Regions from separate parts of the Homo sapiens genome. Here regions 1 and 2 are each linked to region 3. The links are chromatin loops, found by intact Hi-C in ENCODE. Cell type or tissue: PC-9. All regions are shown on one strand. Links, peaks and the distances in the headings refer to the core of each region. The heading gives the core; the rest is flanking DNA.

What was found. Hi-C counts contacts between places; a loop is a spot of excess contacts. Peaks named below come from ENCODE experiments on the same cell type or tissue, not always from the same donor. Only the 100,000 strongest peaks of a DNase experiment are listed, where the experiment ranks them.
Region 1: a loop joins it to region 3, with 3 times the contacts of the local background. A loop is called at or near these places in 5 of 110 quality-filtered maps.
Region 2: it touches region 3 in a loop (2.2-fold over the local background); 8 of 110 quality-filtered maps call a loop at or near these places.

Annotation. Positions count from the first base shown.
Region 1 is chr5:137,921,011-137,923,510 of GRCh38, reverse strand. PKD2L2 (polycystin 2 like 2, transient receptor potential cation channel) reads right to left here. Exons shown (of 15, transcript NM_001300921.2): 9 at 1,755-1,875; 10 at 1-91. Among named protein-coding and RNA genes, the nearest start is that of PKD2L2, 33 kb to the right of the region's middle. In PC-9, for the core only: no CTCF peak of the experiment used is centred there; a DNase peak (open chromatin) is centred at 1,360.
Region 2 is chr5:137,887,936-137,890,435 of GRCh38, reverse strand. It overlaps PKD2L2 (polycystin 2 like 2, transient receptor potential cation channel), which reads right to left and starts at 979. Exons shown (of 15, transcript NM_001300921.2): 1 at 914-979. The coding sequence starts at 944. PKD2L2-DT (PKD2L2 divergent transcript) reads left to right here and starts at 1,117. Exons shown (of 4, transcript XR_948815.3): 1 at 1,117-1,289; 2 at 2,148-2,276. In PC-9, for the core only: no CTCF peak of the experiment used is centred there; a DNase peak (open chromatin) is centred at 1,025; H3K4me3 peaks cover 2,473 bases; H3K27ac peaks cover 2,079 bases.
Region 3 is chr5:137,776,900-137,782,238 of GRCh38, reverse strand. No RefSeq gene overlaps it. Among named protein-coding and RNA genes, the nearest start is that of HNRNPA0, 25 kb to the right of the region's middle. In PC-9, for the core only: CTCF peaks have their summits at 2,886 and 3,085 (motif pointing left); no DNase peak of the experiment used is centred there.

The DNA.
Region 1 (2,500 bases), core at 1-2,500, 140 kb before region 3:
TTTTGCCAAGTTCAAAATCTAGCCTTCTGCCTATTGAATAGTCAGCTTTCACTTCAGAATAGGTATCATTAATAATTGCCAAGAACATATTCTAGGGATAAGTATTCAAATAATTATTTCAATAAAAATTTAGTTTAAATGTTAATGACTTTAACAAGTTTTGGGTTTGTAAAATTATATTTAAATTTTAAAAGTAGGCCAGGTGCGGTGGCTCACGCCTGTAATCCCAGCACCCAGGAGACCAAGGTGAGTGAATCACTTGAGGACAGGAGTTCAAGATCAGCCTGGCCAACATGGCAAAACCCTGTCTCTACTAAAAATACAAAAATTAGCCAGGCGTGGTGGTGCACACCTGTAGTCCCAGCTACTCGGGAGGTGGAGGCAGGAGAATCTCTTGAACCCAGGAGGTGGAGGTTGCAGTGAGCCGAGTGAGATCGCACCACTGCACTCCAGCCCGGGTGACAGAGCAAGACTCCGTCTAAAAAAAAAAAAAAGAAAAGAAAAAGGAAAAACAACAAAAAAAATCAAATTTTAAAAGTAACCCATATAACCCATATGCTCAAAAATGGGGAGATGACTATGCAGACAATAAAGTAGAATAGAAAATGTGTAGTGTGTGGGTATGGGCAAATATGTTTATGGCAAATGAGAAAAGCAGAATGTAAAAGAATGCATATGAACTGGTTATATATACACAAATTAATATTACATAATGGAAGAAAATTTAGAATGAATAATTATGTGTTCATAAGGGCATTTTTTTGTTTGTTTTTGAGACAGGGTCCCACCCTGTTGCCCAGGCTGGAGTGCAGTTGTGCGATCTCAGCTCATTGCAGCTTCCCACTCCCAGGTTCAAGCGATTCTCATGCCCCAGCCACCCAAGTAGCTGGGATTATAGGTGTACATCACCACGCCTAGCTAATTTTTGTATTTTTAGTAGAGACAGCATTTCGTCATGTTGCCCAGGCTGGTCTTGAACTCCTGAGCTCAAGCGATCCGCCTGCCTCTGCCTCCCAAAGTGCAAGGATTGTAGGTGTGAGCCACTGCGTCCAGCCAAGGATGTTTGTTGTTACTGTTGTTTTTTAATTCTATGAAGCTGTTTAAATTTACAGTCTTACTACAGCTCCTGCAACTACTAATGTCCAGATAACACAAATGTAGAAAGGATATTCTTACCCCACCAGCTCACCTTTCACTGTGGCCCAGCTCTGTCACCCTAAGACTCTTGTCTGTCACCAGGGGATAACTTCCGTGCCTGACAAAAAGTGTTTTCATGGAGGACAGTACAGTGCCTTAACTAGAAAGGCAAGATTCCTTGGTTAGGAGGCCCAAATAGACTTGTTCTGAGTGCATGTGAGAGATCCATCCTGATAACTCCTGAAAACCACAACGTGGTAAGTGTTTAGCTGTAAGGGCCAAAAGCCATTGCAATATGGGCAGAATATTAATGGCCACATTCATGACTCATGGCATGCATTGTCCCAGCCTGAAGAGACTTGGGACATTCCAATTATTTATGTGAAGGATTTAGCACATTCCCGTCTAAAACACCCAGAAATTAACTACTGTGATTACATTCTGCAACTTGAAAACAGTCACTGGACTAGTGAACCTGGATTACTAGGGATCCACACAATTCTCAATAAATGTAAAGTACTCTGACAGCTGAGCAGAAATAATAGTTTATTCTAAATGAGTAATTTTACTTTTTATTCTAAAAAGTAAGAAATGAAAGGAATATGTATTATTCTTACCAGCAGGACAAAGAACACAAAAAAGATGAAAGTGATGAAGTAAATGGGTCCCAAGATAGGATTGGCTTGCTGAATACCAGCAAAATTAAAATCTCCAAGAACAATTCGAAATTGTGCAAATCTTTAAGAAAGAAAAACAGTAGAAAATATATACCTTTATGTACATACATGACAACTGATGGGAGTTACTAATGTCTCTAAGAGGATATCTAGCAGCATATGGTATATGCTTTCTGACTTTAATTATGTTAGTACAGAGTTGTGTAAAATTGGATGTAGAAAATTCCCCTAAAGGAAAGACTTAAGGTACCTCGATAGCTGAATAGGTAATGTAGGAAATGACCGCTTTAATGAATGTGAACTCAGTGTTCATCTATAACTTTTTTTTTTTTTTCTTTGAGACAGTCAAACTCTGTCGCCCAGGCTAGAGTGCAGTGGTGCTATCTCGGCTCACTGCAACCTCTGTCTTCCAGGTTCAGGCAATACTCCTGCCTCAGACTCCCAAGTAGCTGGGATTACAGGTGTGCACCACCATGCCCAGCTACTTTTTTTGTATTTTTAGTAGAGACAGCCTCACCATGTTGGCCAGGCTGATCTCAAACTCCTGGCCTCAAGTGATCCGCCCACCTCGGCCTCCCAAAGTGCTGGGATTACAGGCATGAGCCACCACACCCAGCCCACCTATAACATTTGAACCTGAGATACCTGTTTACTAACTGGTTTTGGCAGTGGCCTCCTTGGCCGGC
Region 2 (2,500 bases), core at 1-2,500, 110 kb before region 3:
TATAAGTGACAACAATGGAAAAACCACAGCCACTTTTAGTCCTTACACTGCGGGGAGGAAAGCTCCAATAGCTTCTGGCTATTTTTCAATTCTTAGTTTTACGAGGCAGGGATAATTTTTTTACTATATACTATTAATAACAGATTTTTTTTTTGAGACGGAGTCTAGCTCTGTCGCCAGGCTGGAGTTCAGTGACGCGATCTCGTCTCACTGCAGCCTCCGCCTCCCCGGTTCAAGCGATTCTCCTGCCTCAGCCTCCCGAGTAGCTGGGACTACAGGCGCGCGCCACCACACCCAGCTAATTTTCGTATTTTTAGTAGAGATGGGGTTTCACCATGTTGGCCAGGATGGTCTCGATCTCTTGACCTTGTGATCCGCCCGCCTCGGCCTCCCAAAGTGTTGGGATTACAGGCTTGAGCCACTGCGCCCGGCCACTAACAGATTTTATATCATGATGTCTTCTCGCCAGTCTTAAGATGAAAAAGCAAAATACGAAACAAGTAAAACCTCTCATCTGTCCTAACCGTTTTCTCCACCCTCAATACAGCTTCTTGGGAAGGCTGGTTTCTGCTGGACAGGGGAAAAACACCTCGGCTTGAATTCTGTCAAGGTCACGACTCCCCAGATCAACCAAGGACTTTAGAGACCGGCCTAGCGACGGTCACTCGACAGGTGACAACGCCCAGCTCGAGCCTCCGGCAAGAGGCGAGCGCCACCTCGCTCAGGGCTTCAGTTTTCCCGTCTGTGCAATGGGACCATCTGTCCCTCTCCGCTTCCCCAGGGGAGGCTGTGAGGGCTAAAGGTGTCGGCAGTCACATCTCTCAAACGAATTTGGGGCCGCAGAGTTCCTTTCAGGGTGTCTGGAACTGCCAAATCGCCCCTGTCCCTCCCACTCCTTAAGAGGACCCCTCACCGCCTCGGTGCCACCGTGACGCCTCAGCCATGGCGGACCTGCACTACACCGCCCGTTCGTTCGCCTGAGGCCGCGGCGCTTGCGCGCTAGTCTTGCGGCGCGCGCTGCCCGGCTCTGACGCCTGCGCGAGCCCCCAGCTCCTCCAGGGCGGCGAGCTACTCGACAAGTCGTCAGCGCGGCTGCGCCGCAGGAGCCCGGGAGGCCTTTCGCCCGAGGCGGGCTGCGGGCTGCTGGGGTCTGGTGCGGAGGGCCAACTTCTGGGAATAACCTGGCTGTGGGCTTAAAAATCGTAGTCATTCATTATCACGGGCTTCTCTCTCTCGAATACCTTTAACATTTATCGCCTTGTTAGTCTCCACATCCACCTCCGTGAAAGGTAGGTATTTTTGTCCTCATTTTAGGCCTGAAGAAACCGAGAAGCTGAGAAATGAAGTAATTCACTGGAAGTTGGGGCCAAGTCTTGGATGCCCAAGCCCAAATTCCTAACCGTGACCCTACGCTGCTGCTGCTGCTGCTACTTGCAGAAACTGGTTATTAACCGAGAGCTGTTGCTGGAAGTAGCTTCCACTCCCCTGCCCCCGTGATGTAAAAATAGATGAAAAACTCTGCAGTGATTATGTGAAAGGTCAGGCCGACACAGGAGTCCTGGGGCCCAGACCCACATCTGACCCAGAAGCTTTGCAAAGATGAGAAGGTTGGTAAACCAGCTATAGAAAAGGCCAAACTAATTTGGCTGTAAATTAAGGCAGCCAAAAGCCCTCCAGGATGTAAGACCAGGACGGATTCTCGTGTTGATAAAAAGGAAAATAAAATGGAATCCAGTCCAAAGGCCCCAGGGAAACCTGCAAAGAAAACCACTAACCAGTTTTGAAAGTAAAAGATAAAGCCACTTTTGTTATTTCCCTGAAAGAGATGTAGACTGCTGTCGATAAATGCTGTTTTATGTGTAGATAAAAAGCAAAACGGCCACACAGTAGTGAGGGTCAAAAACTACCATCGATGAGAGGAACAGGAGAGGCCTCGCAAAAGGCTGACAGCCAGTGAACTAGAAGCCCGAGAGGAAAAAAAGCTTTAGAATAGTTTTAACAAAAGGATTTGGGCTTTCCTGTACTGGGACTCTCAGCTGTTCACAAAATTATGCTTTCTAAAGTAACAGATTATCTGAAATTGAAATTATTAGAGGAAAAACACCCATATATAGGTAATCAAATTTACATAATTTTTTTTTTTTTAGAGATGGAGTCTCGCTATATTTCCCAGTCTGGCCTCAAACTCCTGATCTTAAGGGATCCCCAGCTCAACCTCTCCCAGCAGCTGGGACTACCGGGCTGTCAAATTTACATTAACTATGAGAATTAAGCAGGTAATCTCTAGAGACTATTCTTATTCCTTTGAGCATAACAGACTGAAAAATCCTGAAGAATTAGAAACCTGTTTGGTTAAAACAAAATCACAAATTCAGTAGATTCAGTCATGATTTAAGTTCTTGTGATTGCCTTTGAAGTGCAAACCATGGCAAGTCTAGCTTAGTTTCTAGAGGAATTGGCTGAGCTGTAAGTGAGCTTCACACTGTTCTAGAATATAACA
Region 3 (5,339 bases), core at 1,705-4,204:
TTTTTTTTTGAGATGGAGTCTTGCTCTGTCACCCAGGCTGGAGTGCAGTGGTGTGATCTCGGCTTACTGCAACCTCTGCCTTCTGAATTCAAGTTATTCTCCTGCCTCAGCCTCGTGAGTAGCTGGGATTACAGGTGTGCCTTACCATGCCTGGCTAATTTTTGTATTTTTAGTAGAGACAGGGTCTCGCCATGTTGGCCAGGCTGATCTCGAACCCTGGCCCCAAGTGACTCCCAAAGTGCTGGGATTACTGGTGTGAGCCACCACACCGGGCCTCCTTAGTGGATTTTGATATCAGAGTTATGATAGCATCATCGAACGAGTTAGAGAAAATACTCCCTTTTTCTGTTTTCTGAAAGGGTTTGTATTATTGGTCTCATTTCTCCCTTGAATGTTCATAGAACTTGCTGGTAGAGTCTGGGCCTATAGTTTTCCTTTTGGGAAGATTTTTGGGAAAAACTGAATGCTTGTAGGGTGAATTAGTTACTATTGGCTTCATTTGGTAATTTACAGCAATAAAGAGATGAGCTCAAAAAAGAATTGGCTTATTTGCAAGTAGAAAAGGAATTTAATTATTTAATTTGAAAGGAAATTAAGAGAGCACAGAAATTCAGTACTTGCAGGTTTGGAAGATACAAGTGATTCTCATTTCCAGATGGTAAAAGAGAAAACTGAGAAGGCCTTTGAATATTAAAGTCTGATTAAAAATGCTTAGCTGCTTAAGCAAGGATCCCTTGAGGATGTGACCATACAGTCATTGTTAAAAACCTCTGGATGAGTTAAAGTAGTGTTTATTAAGTCCTTTTAGCTTGACAAAATGGTCAAGTAAAAGAAAATAAGAATGCTATCAAACCTGATAGGTTTAAGTATCTGAACTAACTTAAATGAGGGAGAATTGTTTTCAAAAGAATTGTAGGTATGGCTATTACTACAGGCAGCGGACTAAACCAAAATAAATAAAAAGTCAAGTATGTTTTTGAAAAAGAACTTTACTTCAAAAATACCACAGCCTGGACTAAAATCGTCTATGACTGTTGGCCCCCAATTTCTATAGGAAGGAAGCATAAAAAGAAAGCTGCTCAGTTCCTAAGAAAGACATATTTTCCAGTGCCTTCTTCAGCACGACCAAGGAGGATAATTGAAAAGGAATGACATCCTGCCAGAGAGAAGACCAAGGGCCAGGGTGAACAATGGGTTGAGGAGCCCATTAGTATTAGCGAAATCAAGGGCTATTCAAGAAATATTCCCCCTCCCCAGAGTAGGAACTCCTTGTAATCATCTGCCCAGTGAGATTTTAGAATTGCATTTTCCATCCTTCTCTTTTCCAAATGGGAGGGTTTATTGGAATTATTCTGACCCTGTTTCACTATTGTATATTGTATATGTATTGGGGTGGGTGGAACAAATAACTGTTGTTATAAATTCATAGGTGTCTAGGTGAAAATCAACCTCATCTGGACCTGATGTAGAGATTAAGGTATTAGATCTTCGACTTAGAGCTCAAGTCAGTGACTTTATGGAACTTTAAAAGTTTTTTTCCTTGGGGAGGAGGTAAGTATATTTGTATGTGAGAGGGTACAGAATCTGACAGAAAATTGAGCAGAGCTAAAGGGAGAATTAGAGAACTAGAGGATAGCTCAGAAGATATTATCCAGAATGCTTTGAAAAGAGACAAAAGGATGGAAACTATGGAAGAGAAATTAGATATATGAAGGAAAAACTAAGAGAATTTATCATTCATTTAGTTGGAGTTACATAAGGAAAGGAGAGCAAGAATGGGGCAGAGGCAGTATTTGAAGATGAAATGGTTGCAAATATTTCAGAATGAATTAAAGAAGCCCAATAACCCCAAATAGGATAAATAAGAAGAAATCTATCCAAGATACATTCTAGAAACTGCAGCAAATAACAGGCAAAGAGAAAAATATTAGAAACACCAGAGGGTAAAAGTAGATTACTTTCAAAAGAGCAACAGTTGTACTATCACTTGGCTGCTTAACAGCAAAAATAGAAGCCAGGTGACATGGACTGGTACCTTAAAAGGGCTGACAAAATAGCTGCCAATCTAGAACTTATACTAAACAAAAAGTATCTTTCAAGAATGAGGGCAAAAGAGACATTTTTCAGAAAAACAAAAGCTGAGAGAATTCATCTCTAGCTCATTACAGGAAATTCTAAAGGATGCATACTTCAGACAGAAGGAAAGTGATCCCAGAGGCAAGACCTGAGATCCAAGAAGGAAAGAAGAGCAGAGAAAGTGGAAAACATATGGGCAAACCTAAACAAAGACCTATTGTATAAAACAGTGACAATAATGTCCTGGTAGGTGTAAAAAATTAAAATGCACAGCACAACAACAATATAATCCAAGAGGGGGATAAATGGATTTTAAATGATCCTCGCGTCATCTAGGATCAGGATAAAGATGTTTAGTAATTTCAGTTTTGATAAATATGCATGTGGTAATTCCTAATATAACTACTAAAAGAATAAAAACAGTATATTATTTCAAAACCAATAGATGAAGGAAAAGAGATGATAAAATACTCATTCTTTACAAGTTGAGAATTAGGGACACAACAAGGAGGATGTTAGGTTTTCTGGATTTAGCAACCAAGTGGGGATACTATTCATAATTGATTTGGGAACAGGAAAAAGAGAAAGTGTGGAAGGAAGATACTGAGTTATGTTTGGGACAGGTTGAATTTGAGGTGCTTGAGGGACAGCCATTAAGTTTCCTCTTGGAACTAGGGCAGCAAGTTTTCTTTTTAAAACCATTTTTTGTACCTTTTTGAGCTAAAGTGATTCTTAGCTCTTTCTGGATTTATGAATTTGCCTAACAATTCTGAGCTCCATTAGGCTGTGCTTTAGTGAAGTATATTTTTAACAGGTTTCCCAACAGTAAGTTAGGGGAAAATTGTGAACTTGATGTCTCTGGAAGCCTTTAAAAATAAGATGCTTTTCTATTTTAAAAGATTTAGGTTTGCCTTCCTTCAAGAGGGCTGGACTTCTCCAGGTGTCAGTCTTTCTTTTGATATTTAGGAATTTATTCTCTGCTCTTCTCTGCCATCTGGTGGCAGATGAATGGAACACTGCATTTGGAAGGAAAAGAGGGAATTTGAGCTTTTTATTATAATTTATTTATTTATTTAGGGGGGACAAGTGCAGATTTTTAAATATGCACATATTGCATAGTGGTGAAATCCAGGCATTTAGTGCACCCATCACCGGCATAGTAAACATTGTACCAAACAGGTAATTTTTCAACCCTCACCCCCCTTTCACCTTCCCACATTTTGTACTCTCCAATAGAAATTCGAGCTATTTTAAAATATGTAACTTGATGAAGAGAAGCAACATATGGTTGTGTGTGTTTGTGAATCCAAACTTTGAAACCATCAAATCACAGCAGTAGTTTTAGGGCACAGAAATTGTGGTATTTTCTTTATTCTTTACTCACTCTTCTCTTACCTTCATTGCCCTGCCTTACCATCTGGTATTTCTTTTCTTTTTTTTTTTTGATAGAGTCTCGCTTTGTTGTCCAGGCTGGAGTGCAGCAGTGCGACCTTGGCTCACTGCAACCTCTGCCTCCAGGGTTCAAGTGATTCTCATGCCTCAGCTGCCCGAGTAGCTGGGATTAGAGGCGCACAACACCACGACTGGCTAATTTTTTTTTTTTTGGTAGAGACAGGGTTTCACCATGTTGACCAGGCTGGTCTCGAACTCCTGACCTCAGGTGATCTGCCCACCTCGGCCTCCCAAAGTGCTGGGATTACAGGGGTGAGCCACCATGCCCAGCCCCATCTGGCATTTCTAACCTTATATATAGGGCTAAGTAAGCTGAGTCATCAAAGTTAAAATCGTCCTTCGGCACTTTGGGAGGGCCAGGCAGGCGGATCATGAGGTCAGGAGATCGAGACCATCTTGGCTAACATGGTGAAACCCCGTCTTTACTAAAAATACAAAAAATTAGCCAGGTGTGATGGTGTGCGCCTGTAGTCCCAGCTACTTGGGAGGCTGAGGCAGGAGAATGGCGTGAACCCGGGAGGCGGAGCTTGCAGTGCCGAGATCGTACCACTGCACTCTAACCTGGAGAACAGAGGGAGACTCTGTTTCAAAAAAAAAAAAAAAAAATTCATCCCTCAGCACTTCTTTTACTTAAATCAGTGTTGATTTTATGACCTTTTACGAATGTGTGGTCTTCTTTAGCTCTCAAAGATGTTGGTGTCCTAATCTCCAGAACCTATGAATATGTTACCTTACATGGCAAAAAGTACTTTGTAGATGTGATTAAGGTTAGGGACCTTGAATGGAGAGAATATTTGGGATTATCTGAGTGGGGACAATATAAACATATAATCTCTCTCCTGGTTGTAGAGGGGGGTTGGGGGTGGGGAGAGAAGGATGGCAGGAGGAGAGAGGGATGGAAGAAGGGAGGGATAGAAGGAGGAAAGGAGGGGGAGGGGGAAAAGAAGAGAGAGAGAGAGACAGACAGAGACGCATGGAAGAAAAGCAAAAGAAATCTGAAGTATGAAAGGAACCATTGTTGACTTTGAAGATCGAGAAAGGGGGCCATGAGCCAAGGAAGGTGGGTGGCCTCTAGAAAGACACAGATTCTCCCCGAGAGCCTTCAGAAGGGAATGCAGCCCTGCTGAAATTTTAATTTTTACCCACTGAAGCCTGTGTCAGACTTCTGACCTATAGAACTGTAAAATAATAAATAATCTTGTTTTAATTTACCATTTTTGTGATGATTTGTTATGGCAATGACAGAAAACTGATACAAAGCTCCACCTTGTGTTGATGAGTCTGGAACCTCCACTGGGAGAAGTGCAGAGCTAGCTTGAGTTTGGGCTAGTGGCAAACTTAGGGAACTTGAGGTAGAGACATAATAAACGGGTTTCTTTGGCAAATTTAATATTTCTTCTTTCCAGGTTATATTGTGACCATCAAGGCCCAACTACCCTATTATTTTACCCTCCTTTTTTTCTAGGTTACGTAGCTGCCTTTTTCACATTTTCCCTCCATTTTTCCTTGCCTAAATGCAGGAGTTTGTGATTATTTTACAAATATTGATTGAATGCCTATCACATACAGGGTTATTCATGGTCCCTTACATGGAAAGATTAATAATTTAGTGGGGACAAATAACAACAAACATTAAATAAAGTTTGTTTCCCCACAAGTTATCATTTAGTGGGGAAAACAGAGAAGTAACAAAAACATTTTCTCTCTAGCGTTATCAATTTATCCATCTGTATTGATTCATTCTCATCCCATCTTAGAAAAACAAACTATTTATTCCTTATGCCTCTGTAATCAGTACCCCATTTCTCTGC